Linked DNA regions of Mus musculus: region 2 is linked to region 1. A link is a contact called in ENCODE Hi-C or POLR2A ChIA-PET data. All regions are on one chromosome and are shown on one strand. Each heading gives the region's core, a stretch centred on a gene start or an enhancer-like site at or near the end of the contact. The rest is flanking DNA. Distances are from core to core; before and after follow the strand shown. Region 1 overlaps Pepd (peptidase D). Region 2 holds the start of Cebpa (CCAAT/enhancer binding protein (C/EBP), alpha).

Region 1 (5,212 bases), core at 2,626-5,125:
AAGGAAGGTTAATACGCGGATGCTTTAAAGAAGTCAAGAAGAATTTAAGCTGAGTCCTCAAACTTTAAAACAATTAGCCAAGGAGAAAGCAGGAGTAGATGAGGTGAGACAGCCCTCACCCAACTCTATGCTTTCCCTGGATTCAGCAGGCTGCAGTGCCACCCAGATGAATCAATGCTGTTGGGGGCAGTGGGCTCCCACATGGAAGAACAGTCACTACATGGAGGGGGGTGATGTCACCAGCCAAGTGCCACATCCAGTGAAGTGCATATATGCCACCTGCACTACTGCAAACCTGGTTGCATACCCACCCCTTCCCGTCCTACTGTTGTCTCACAGCATGTGCCCCATCCAACAGGTCTCAGTACAGCACAACAGATGGTCTCTACATTTACCAGGGACGTAAGGGATGTGTGGATGGCAGGCAGTATTCCTGGGAGTTCATCTGGGGATGAAACCAGGAGGCCCTCAGAGCTCCACGACCTATGTGCCACAGCACAGCACTGCTTGGGAACTAGGAGTCCATATATCAATCTCTTTCCACCTAAACAAGTAAAACTTGTTATCAGAGGTTCAGACTATAAGGACCAGGGGATGGGGAGGGTAGTGGACCCAGCAATGTGTGTGTGTGTGTGTGTGTGTGTGTGTGTGTGTGTGTGTGTGTGTGTCACAGCCCAGGTAGAAAGCCCACTTCAGGCTGAGAAGCTCTGATCTCACTGTGGTCTCATAGAATGCCCTCTTCTTTTCTTTCCTTTTTCCTCTCCTTCGACCTCTGAAAAACTCACTGGGCATCAAGCTCTTGCCGTTAATTAAATTTGCACAATTCAGTCACATTAGCTTCTGCCATGAGACAGGGCTCAAAAGTTAACTGGCCACGATCTGACACCTCTTAGCAAAAGGCCTCAAGAGCTGAGGCAGGAGGTGTCACTTCAACTGGGTTGTGGGAGTCCCAGGTGCAGACTGGGAAAGCAAGGGGTAGGGCCACCAGCAAGACAGCTGCTAGATTATCTTCATCACTCCCTCTCCAGCTGTGCCAGCTGTGCCAGTACAGCCCCGCCCTACCTCTGGCCCCAGTCACTTTGTCAACACCAGGACTGACAGGCATGAAAAGCAAACTCCTACCGATTGGGAAGCACAAAGATCTGACTCAGCCTCCAGGGCTCTGCACAGGAGGTCAGGCCAGCCACTGAAGTGGGGGCCCTAACCTTTTCATATCCACCACTATAGAGCACCAGGAGCCTCTTAAGAAGGAAGGCATAGCAAATATCTCCCTGTCCTTCTCTTCTGGAGTCTCACAAGTTAAGAGTCCATCAGAGATTTGCCAGACCGGAAGCCTGGTGAGGTCTCGAAGCGGTAAGCCCCAGGTTGAGAGCTTGATCCCATGGAGCCAGGGGAAGTGGCAGCAAAGGAGGTGATGGCAGTAAGCTGTGAACACTGGGTGTCCCTCCTGCGTGCTCACCTCAAACTCCCACATGGTGCTTACACAACGTACTTGGACATCACTGAGCAATGCCTTGAAATGCCTTGCTGAGCAATCTAAGAAAGGAGCTATTTATTTCTTGGGCTCTTGGTTCCAGAGGCTCAGTGTGGGGCTGCTTGGCTCCACTACTCCTCAGTGAATGCGGAGGCAGGGCAGTACGGTGGAGGGCATGCACAGCAAAGGCTGTTCCATTTGCAGTGGATGGACAGCTGCCAGCAGAGACGGAGGGCCCTGAGACAAGATGGCACTCCGAGGACACATCCCAGTGACCTATCTCCTCCAAAATCTTCTTTCCTAAAGCACCATCTGGTAGGAAAACCAAGCATTTAATATATGACCTTATGGGGGACAACTGTCATTCAAACTGTCTATGGATGGCAAGGTGGAGCAAAGAGAGGCTGGACCCCAGAAGAAGCCCAACAGGAAGAAGTGAGCACAAGTACTGCCCCCCCCCAGTACCCCTTGTACTTGCTCTCCTTACAGAGGCAGATGCCACAGTCTAGGCTGAGTGCAAACTGGGTCTTAATTTACCTCCCATGCATTGTCTTGCCAGGAATAACCACCAACATATAAAATACGAAGAGCTATGGTCATTTTGTCTGGTACTCTGCACATTACATTCTTAGGACAGAGATAATTATGTTTGAGCAGTACTTGCTTTTTCATGTTTGTGAGTTAACTACAGTAAAAATCATTTAGATATTACCTGGAGGGACATATGTGCCAGGCTGCATGATCAAACCAGCCATGGAACACTTGGCAGCCACAACTTGGTGGAGCTGATGGGAAAGGGGGTGACATGTCTACTGGTGGGAAGGGTCACTGGGAATCTCTGAATGCACTGAGGGGGTGTGGACAGGGCACAAAGTGGCTTCTTAGAGGATCTACACCTAGCTGACATGTGGTGAGGAGCAGGCACAGCTCATGCCTGGCCCCGTCCCACGGGACATCCCAATGAAAAGAACCAGACTTAAGGGACAAATCAGGAGAGGAGCTGAGCTCACTCGGATACGCATCCCAGTACACAGTGCACTTCTGGCAGCAGGGAGAAGTTGCCTCCCTTAACAGGATACCCATCCTCTATAGGGGATTTGTGCTCTGCCAGCAGCTGGCCCCAAGCACAAGCCCAGAGTCACAGCAGGTGATGCTTGGTCACAGCACCATGGGCCCCAAAGCCCCATTGAGTCCTCAGGTGAGAAGGAGCCATTAAATTAATGCCACATGATGCAGACATGATGGAACCCTCCAGAAAATGGAATTTTAAAGGGCAGGTCTTAGTGGCTAGCTGACCACCTGCGTGTGGTTAATGAATAAGTAAAAAGGCCAAATGACAGCAACCATCATCCGTTTCCAGCGCCGGGCGCCTGCCTTCAGCTCCAAACAATGCCGCTGCCTTTTATTCCACTATTGGCACAACACGGTGCGTGCAGAGCAGAAGTCAGCAACCATGTCAAGATGTCATTAAGTTGTCAAAGAGGGAAGTAGCCCTCTGCAAATCAGAGCAGTGTCTGAGCCTGGAGATTGCTCCTGTGTGTGAGCTGGGGCAGTCACAGCGCAGCCTCTGAGATTATCCCGACAGAGAGAAGCTGGCAGAGGAAGGCCACACTGCAAGGATCAGTGATTGAGACAAACCTGCCCATGTACCCATGAAAGCTAGGGGCTCTGGCTAGTCCCTAGGTGCTAGGAGTCGGGTGCAGGTGCTCAGGAGGAGTCAAAAAGAACCCATTAGCCCTCCTGAAGACTGCTTCCCTCAAAGAGCCCATCCTTCCTCCTGATTCCAGCCGGAGCCAGAGTACTGCCCCAGAGGGGTCAGGAAGCCCTCCCTCCTTGTGACTCAAGGGGGGACGGGGCAGTGCCATAAAAGAGACCGAGTCCCACACACCATATCTCACGTCACAAACAGCCCACATAAAACCAATGTGATAACACACACCATGACGCCAGTGTTCAGGAAGCTGAGCTAGAAGGATCTTGAATTCAAGGTCATCCCAAGCTACACTGCAAGACCCTGTCTCAAACAACAAAAGCCACCCTATGTGCACTCTTCCACAAGACACATTCCTGGGTAACCTGGGGCCAGACAGGTCCTAGATAGGCCAGTCACCACCTCCCTGCAAACCTAGGCAAAGCACACTACCTGTGCCTTCAGTTTGGTCAGGGACAGGAAGGAATGTAGAGGACCCCCTATCCATACTCTAAGCTGCTCACTTCCCATGTCTGTGAAGCTAGTTGGCGTGGTGTGTCACAGAGGAAACTTCCAGATGTCCAGGCCAGAGCCACCGTCAGCTAATCTTCTTTTGGATAGACTCCAAGCACATCAGGGGCTCCCACCCTCCTGCTTCAGTACGGGTGAGGCACAGGCCAGCCCTGGGCTTCCAGTCTCCTCCCCCAGCATCTACAACCCCAACGGCAAGGCTGTGCCCACAGAAGCTGTGGATCCTACAACGGACCTCGAGTTTCCTGAGTGACTTTGGATTGTAGAACCTGCCAGATGCATTTTCAAAAGCCATCAGATAGAGACTCCAAAGGAAGCTGAGGAGCTTAAGGTCAAATGTTCAGTCTGGTGGGTTTTGATTGCAAAGGCCAGGTAATCCCATCAGCCTTGCTCCCGGTGCCCTATTGATCACCGCAGCGTCTGGAAGCAGCCGTGTACATCAGATCTGGCTGCTTCCCAGCTCGAGCCCAGACAACTGGCCCCTTTGTCCCCTGCCTGTTACAACCAGGCCTTCCCTCCCAAGCACTCAGTACAGACAGACAGTGAGTCAGCCCAGAGCACAGAAAGGAAAGGTCTGCTGGGGAAACTGTCTCAGCCATGGTGTCAGTCTCCCTTGGGACCACAGCTGCTGGGCCTGGCCTGCATAGCACACACAGCCTCATACACCGGGGAAGCAACCCTGCAGGCATGAATCTACCCTCAAGGTTACTCGAGGCTCTGTTCAGCACCAGACAATGAGCTGCCTCAGCAAAGCAGGGCCAGACTAAAAGAGCGCTTTAATAGTCTCAGACTCAGCTATGGAGTTCCTGTATTCTTGAAGACTGTATGTGCATGAGGAAAGCAGACTGCAAAGAGCTGATACCTGACCAATCAAGGTCCTGGGCTTTAAGCCCTTCAGTCAAGGGCAATTAATTCCCAGGCTGTAACTGTAGGATACATGGGGGAGTTTACAAGGGTTCAGCAACTGGGGTAGAATCCTCCAATGTACCAGCTACAGATGCCTGCCGTCAACTCCCAGGCAACATCCGTCCTTTCTTGCTGGAGCCAAGTCTTCATAAGGAAATATCTAGGTGAACTGCTCAGTGGTAGAGTGTTTGCCTAGGTTATGCAGCCATACACACACACACACACACACACACACACACACACACACACGCACGCACGCACGCACGTGTGCTCGCACATATGCACACATGTACACACACGTAATTACCCACATAATTCTTTTGGTGGGGCATGGTAATTATCACCTGCAATCCCAGCACTTGGGGAGGAGACAGGTGGATATGAGTCTGAGGCCAGCCTAGGCTACATAGTGTCATTTTATCTCAAGATAAAGAGAGAGAGAGGGGGGTGCACACCAGGTGGGGCCAGCTGACCTGGGCCTGGACCTCCATTGTCCATCCCTACAGCTCACAGTTTAGAGTATCTGCCAGCTTCTGAGCTGTCTCTCATCTCAGCAGGCTCAGTTTGAGTGAGGAGGTAGGGCCAAGGGGATGTTGAAAGAACAGTGTCTT
Region 2 (4,692 bases), core at 309-2,808, 190 kb before region 1:
AAGGCACATTTTTGCTCCCCCTACTCGGTAGGAAAAGGAGCGAGTTTTGAGTATCCAAGGCACAAGGTTACTTCCTTAATACTAGTACTGCCGGGCCCCCAGCTCAGCTCCGCGGAAAGTCTCTCGGTCTCAAGGAGAAACCACCACGGCCTGACTCCCTCATCTTAGACGCACCGAGTCCGGCTCAGAGGAAGGGAGGGGACACGCGGAGCAGGCCAGGCTTTCAGGCCACACCGGAATCTCCTAGTCCTGGCTTGCGCGGCCCGGGCAGCCTAGAGATCCAGCGACCCGAAACCATCCTCTGGGTCTCCAGCCAGGGGGCCGGCCCAAGGCGGTCCCGCAGCCGCGCGCCTCACGCGCAGTTGCCCATGGCCTTGACCAAGGAGCTCTCAGGCAGCTGGCGGAAGATGCCCCGCAGCGTGTCCAGTTCACGGCTCAGCTGTTCCACCCGCTTGCGCAGGCGGTCATTGTCACTGGTCAACTCCAGCACCTTCTGTTGCGTCTCCACGTTGCGTTGTTTGGCTTTATCTCGGCTCTTGCGCACCGCGATGTTGTTGCGTTCCCGCCGTACCCGGTACTCGTTGCTGTTCTTGTCCACCGACTTCTTGGCTTTGCCCGCACCGGCACCGCTGCCACCGCCGCCGCCTCCCGTGCGGAGGTCGGGGTGCGCACCGGCCAAGCCCTTGAGCGCGCTCCCGGGGCCAGGCAGGCCCGCAGCACCCAAGGCGGGCGCAGCGTGCGGGCTGGGCACGGGCGTGGGCGGCGGTGTGGGGTGGCCAGGCTGCAGGTGCATGGTGGTCTGGCCGCAGTGCGCGATCTGGAACTGCAAGTGGGGGGCGGCCAGGTGCGCGGGAGACGCGTGCGGGTGCGGCGGTGGCGGTGGCGGCGGTGGCTGGTAGGGGAAGAGGCCGGCCAGCGCCAGCTGCTTCGCCTCGTCCTCCTCGCGGGGCTCTTGTTTGATCACCAGCGGCCGTAGCGCGGGCGCCCCGACGCGCTCGTACAGGGGCTCCAGCCTGCCGTCCAGGTAGCCGGCCGCCGCACAGCCGTAGCCGGGAGGGGGCCCGTGCGCCCCCGCGGACATGACCGCGCCGCCGGGGCCCGCCGGGGCTCCCGGGTAGTCAAAGTCACCGCCGCCACCCGCGGGGCCCGCCGCCGCCTTGGCCTTCTCCTGCTGTCGGCTGTGCTGGAAGAGGTCGGCCAGGAACTCGTCGTTGAAGGCGGCCGGGTCGATGTAGGCGCTGATGTCTATAGACGTCTCGTGCTCGCAGATGCCGCCCAGCGGCTCCGGGGCGGCAGGTGGGGCTGGGGGCGGCGCGGGGCCCGCGCCCCGGGGAAAGCCAAAGGCGGCGTTGCTGGGCGCGTGCGGGGGGCTCTGGAGGTGACTGCTCATCGGGGGCCGCGGCTCCACCTCGTAGAAGTCGGCCGACTCCATGGGGGAGTTAGAGTTCTCCCGGCATGGCGAGCCTCGGCGGCCTCCAGCCTGCGCGTGGCGCCGCTGTCGCCGCCGCCCACCCAGTGCCCCAACTGGCTCGCGCCCGCGCAGCTTCGGGTCGCGAATGGCCAGGCCCGCGCGGGGACCGCTTTTATAGAGGGTCGGGCATCGCCCCCTGGTGTCCAAACGGGTCTCGGATCGAAGGCGCCAGTAGGATGGTGCCTGCTGGGTCTTAGAGCCCGCCTTCTCCTGTGACTTTCCAAGGCGGTGAGTGGGGAGCATAGTGCTAGTGGAGAGAGATCGTGGCGCAACGCCCACTGACTCCTGCGCTGCAAGGCGAACCCGGCTTGCAGCGCTCAGCCCCACCCCGGCGGCGCTGTCGCCCCCGCACACACGTGGTCCGTGGTTAGGCGCCCCTCCTTTAAGCCTCTAAGTCACCCACTTCCAGCCAACACTAGGGAGCCCGGGAGCATCTAGAGGCCGAGCGAGGGGAGGTGGAGGTTGGGGAGCGTTTGGAGAGAGAATGTTGGTTTTGAGCTACCGTAGTGCAGACTTGTGTTAAAAGCTGGGACTAGGCCTGTCTCCCACCCGGATTTCTAAAAGGCTGTGGCGGAGAGCCGCGGCGCGGGAGGTTGGAGACTGCTTTGGACCAGCAACCTAGCGCGCACCGCCGAGTGGCGAGGCCGGGAGCGCAGAGATTGTGCGTCTTTTTCTCTGAACTCCACGCGACCCCACGGCTTCCAGGCAGAGCACCTCTCTTTCGCCCAGCTTCTCTAGAACTACAGGGTCCCACGGGCTCTTCAGAGTAGTAGGGCGCTAGGACCCGGCGGGGAGCGGAGGCGGCCGCTAACCCCGGAGCCTGGTGGACCTGGCTCGTCCACTCGCCTAGGCTGGAAAACTTTCTTTTTCATTGCGTCTCCAGGCCAGAGCGATAGGATTGCTAGGCTTACCAGGCAGACGTTGCTACCCAGCGTGGAGCACTCTAGTCAAGTGTTCGGGACACCACCACCCCACGCCCGGGACCAGCCGGTGGGTCCTCTGAGCCTCGCGGAAAAGGACCCTAAGGAGAGCGCACAGGGGCCGCGAGAGGGCAGGGTGTTGGAGAGGAGTGAACTTGAATCGGGGACTGTGATCCCCAGGCGGGGCCCATAGCCAGGGGCCTGAAGACACAGTTTTCTTTCCCTACTGTCATTCATGGGGGCACTAATCTCGGTAGCTCGGGTGTCCAATTCCTAGCTACGAAGCCTTTCGAGCACCCACTTGGGAGCCCTCCGCGCCGCGCCGCCTACAGGCTCGCGGCTGTGGGTAGGAGTTTGCGTGCATCGGCTCCCAGCCACGTGGCGTCTCGTTCACCCTCCACCTGGATCGCGGCCGCGGAGGTCCGGGGGCAGAAGGGGCCTGGTGAGCACCCACGTCTCTCGTTTTTGCACCCCGAAGACCGCGGCTTCTTGAGCTGAGGCCTTTCGTCCTCTCGAACTCCATTTGTCCGTGTTCCGTGACCTGCTGCGCTCTAGGGTCGCAGGTCAAGACCCCCAGTGCAATGGCCTTTTTAGGCCAGGAAAGGCCCTGCGATCCGCCCAGGAGGCTCCAAGAGGAGCGGCTAAAAACTGTTAGGGAGGTCTGCTGTGCTTCCACTGCGGTTACAGTAAAGAACCGACTTCGTCTGAAGGACGCATCCTGTACTTTAATCAAATTCTCATTCAACATATTCTCAGTGATTAATGGCTCAACTGCTTCATTTTCGGTGCAGAGCGCATAAAAAAGATATTTTTAGCTTGATGCTTTTGAACAGAGTGAATAAAAAGCAGATACACTAAATAAACAACCTGGTGTGAGCAGAGGATCGCTCTCTGGGCCAGATGCACGCGACTCTACCTGTGGAGTGTCCCCTGGGGAAAAATCCTTAAAAGCCGAGAGGAATCTTCAGTCTTTCTGCTGAGTTAAATATAATGTTTATTTGTTTGCTTGTTTGGTTCCCCCTGAGGGGAAAGGGAACACTGTAAGAAAGTTCCTAGCTAAGAGAGACATTAGCAGGAGGCTGACATCCTCGCTTATGCAAGCAGAGGGACTTGGGGTTGAAGGAAGCTGGAACACACTACAGTCATCAACAAAGAAAGTGGGATAAGTGCTTGAGGTGAGGGGCGGGGACTGGGAGTCCCGCCCCAAAGCCTGCAGGTCTCCAGTCGCTGACAGAATCCTTTTTACTGCTCTAAACACCCAGGGGTTCGTGAGAAATGTCCCTGCATGTGACACAAGTAGTGGGACAGATATGTCATATGCAGTCAGCTGGTTAAGAAAAGTGTCATCATAGAGGGGGACACCAAAGGAGCAGGGGTAAACCATCACCCATGAAATGGTCTCATGGGTTAGAGGTGGAACCGGTCATTATGGCTGTATTCACACCCAGCCCCAGGAACACTGGGCTCTGGAGAAGGCAGCCACTGATTTCCGGATTTCACTGGCTCTGATTTCCAGCCTCCCGTGTGATGGTCAAACATGTATCTTTACACAACTCAGTTAGTGGAATCCCACTGCGGCTGACTGAAACGGGCCTTGGGAGAGGTCTTCATGTGAGCCTCTGAGATATTTCCTGAAGTAGGCAGGAAGTCTCTGGAAGGATAAGGAAGAAAAGCCTTTCCCCACCCCCACCCCTTTGGAGGAGGGAACAGCAGGTGCAAAGGTGGAGAGGCTGCTGGGAGCATGGCCTGTTCTGGTAACAAAGGACAAGGGTGTTTGACAGGTTGGAGTGTGGGGAGAGCTAGGGAGGGGCCTAGATAAGGCTGGATCTACAGACAGGGTTGGGTTGATGGCCAAGGCCATCCCAGGTAAACAAACCTGCTTTATCTCACGGAGCATTTATCCTCTGGTGGCTGGTCTGGGAGGGTTTAAAAAAATTTTTTTTTTAATTTTGTCCCATTTGGGTTTAAGCCTACTCCAGCTAGAATGGAGAGGAGCTTTTGGCTAGATGAGAAACATGAGGTCCCCAAAAAGGTATGGTGGTACATACCTGTATCTTCAACAGTCTAGAGGCTGAGGCAGGAGGATTACAGGTTCACCAGCAGTCTAGGCCACACCAAAAGGACTTGTTTCAACCCCACTTCCTCTTCCAGGAGCGGCTACAGAGGCGACCTAGGACCTTTAAATACAAGATGCCAGGCTCCCGGCTGGAGCTGACATCTTTCAGCATGTATGTCTTCCTCCAAGCCCCTGGAGCAGGGAGCACAGGGGACTCAGTTGCCAGACACCGCTGGCCTGATTGG

What was found. Hi-C counts contacts between places; a loop is a spot of excess contacts on that map. ChIA-PET counts read pairs that join two places held with the same protein, here RNA polymerase II (POLR2A).
Region 2: a map of Patski shows a loop between it and region 1 (1.9-fold over the local background). The contact joins the promoter of Cebpa here to the enhancer-like site in region 1. A Hi-C loop is called at or near these places in 1 of 37 maps with a recorded cell type or tissue (Patski). POLR2A ChIA-PET finds 5 or more read pairs at or near these places in 1 of 5 experiments (Patski).

The regions. Positions count from the first base shown.
Region 1 is chr7:34,929,159-34,934,370 of GRCm38, reverse strand. All of the region lies in intron 3 of Pepd (peptidase D), which reads right to left. Among named protein-coding and RNA genes, the nearest start is that of Gm25922, 12 kb to the left of the region's middle. Within about 2 kb of position 3,875, at least 1 of the 3 ENCODE cell types and tissues checked has a DNase peak (open chromatin) inside an H3K27ac peak, as active enhancers do.
Region 2 is chr7:35,116,159-35,120,850 of GRCm38, reverse strand. It overlaps Cebpa (CCAAT/enhancer binding protein (C/EBP), alpha), which reads right to left and starts at 1,558. Exons shown (of 1, transcript NM_007678.3): 1 at 1-1,558. The coding sequence starts at 1,432. The coding sequence ends at 353.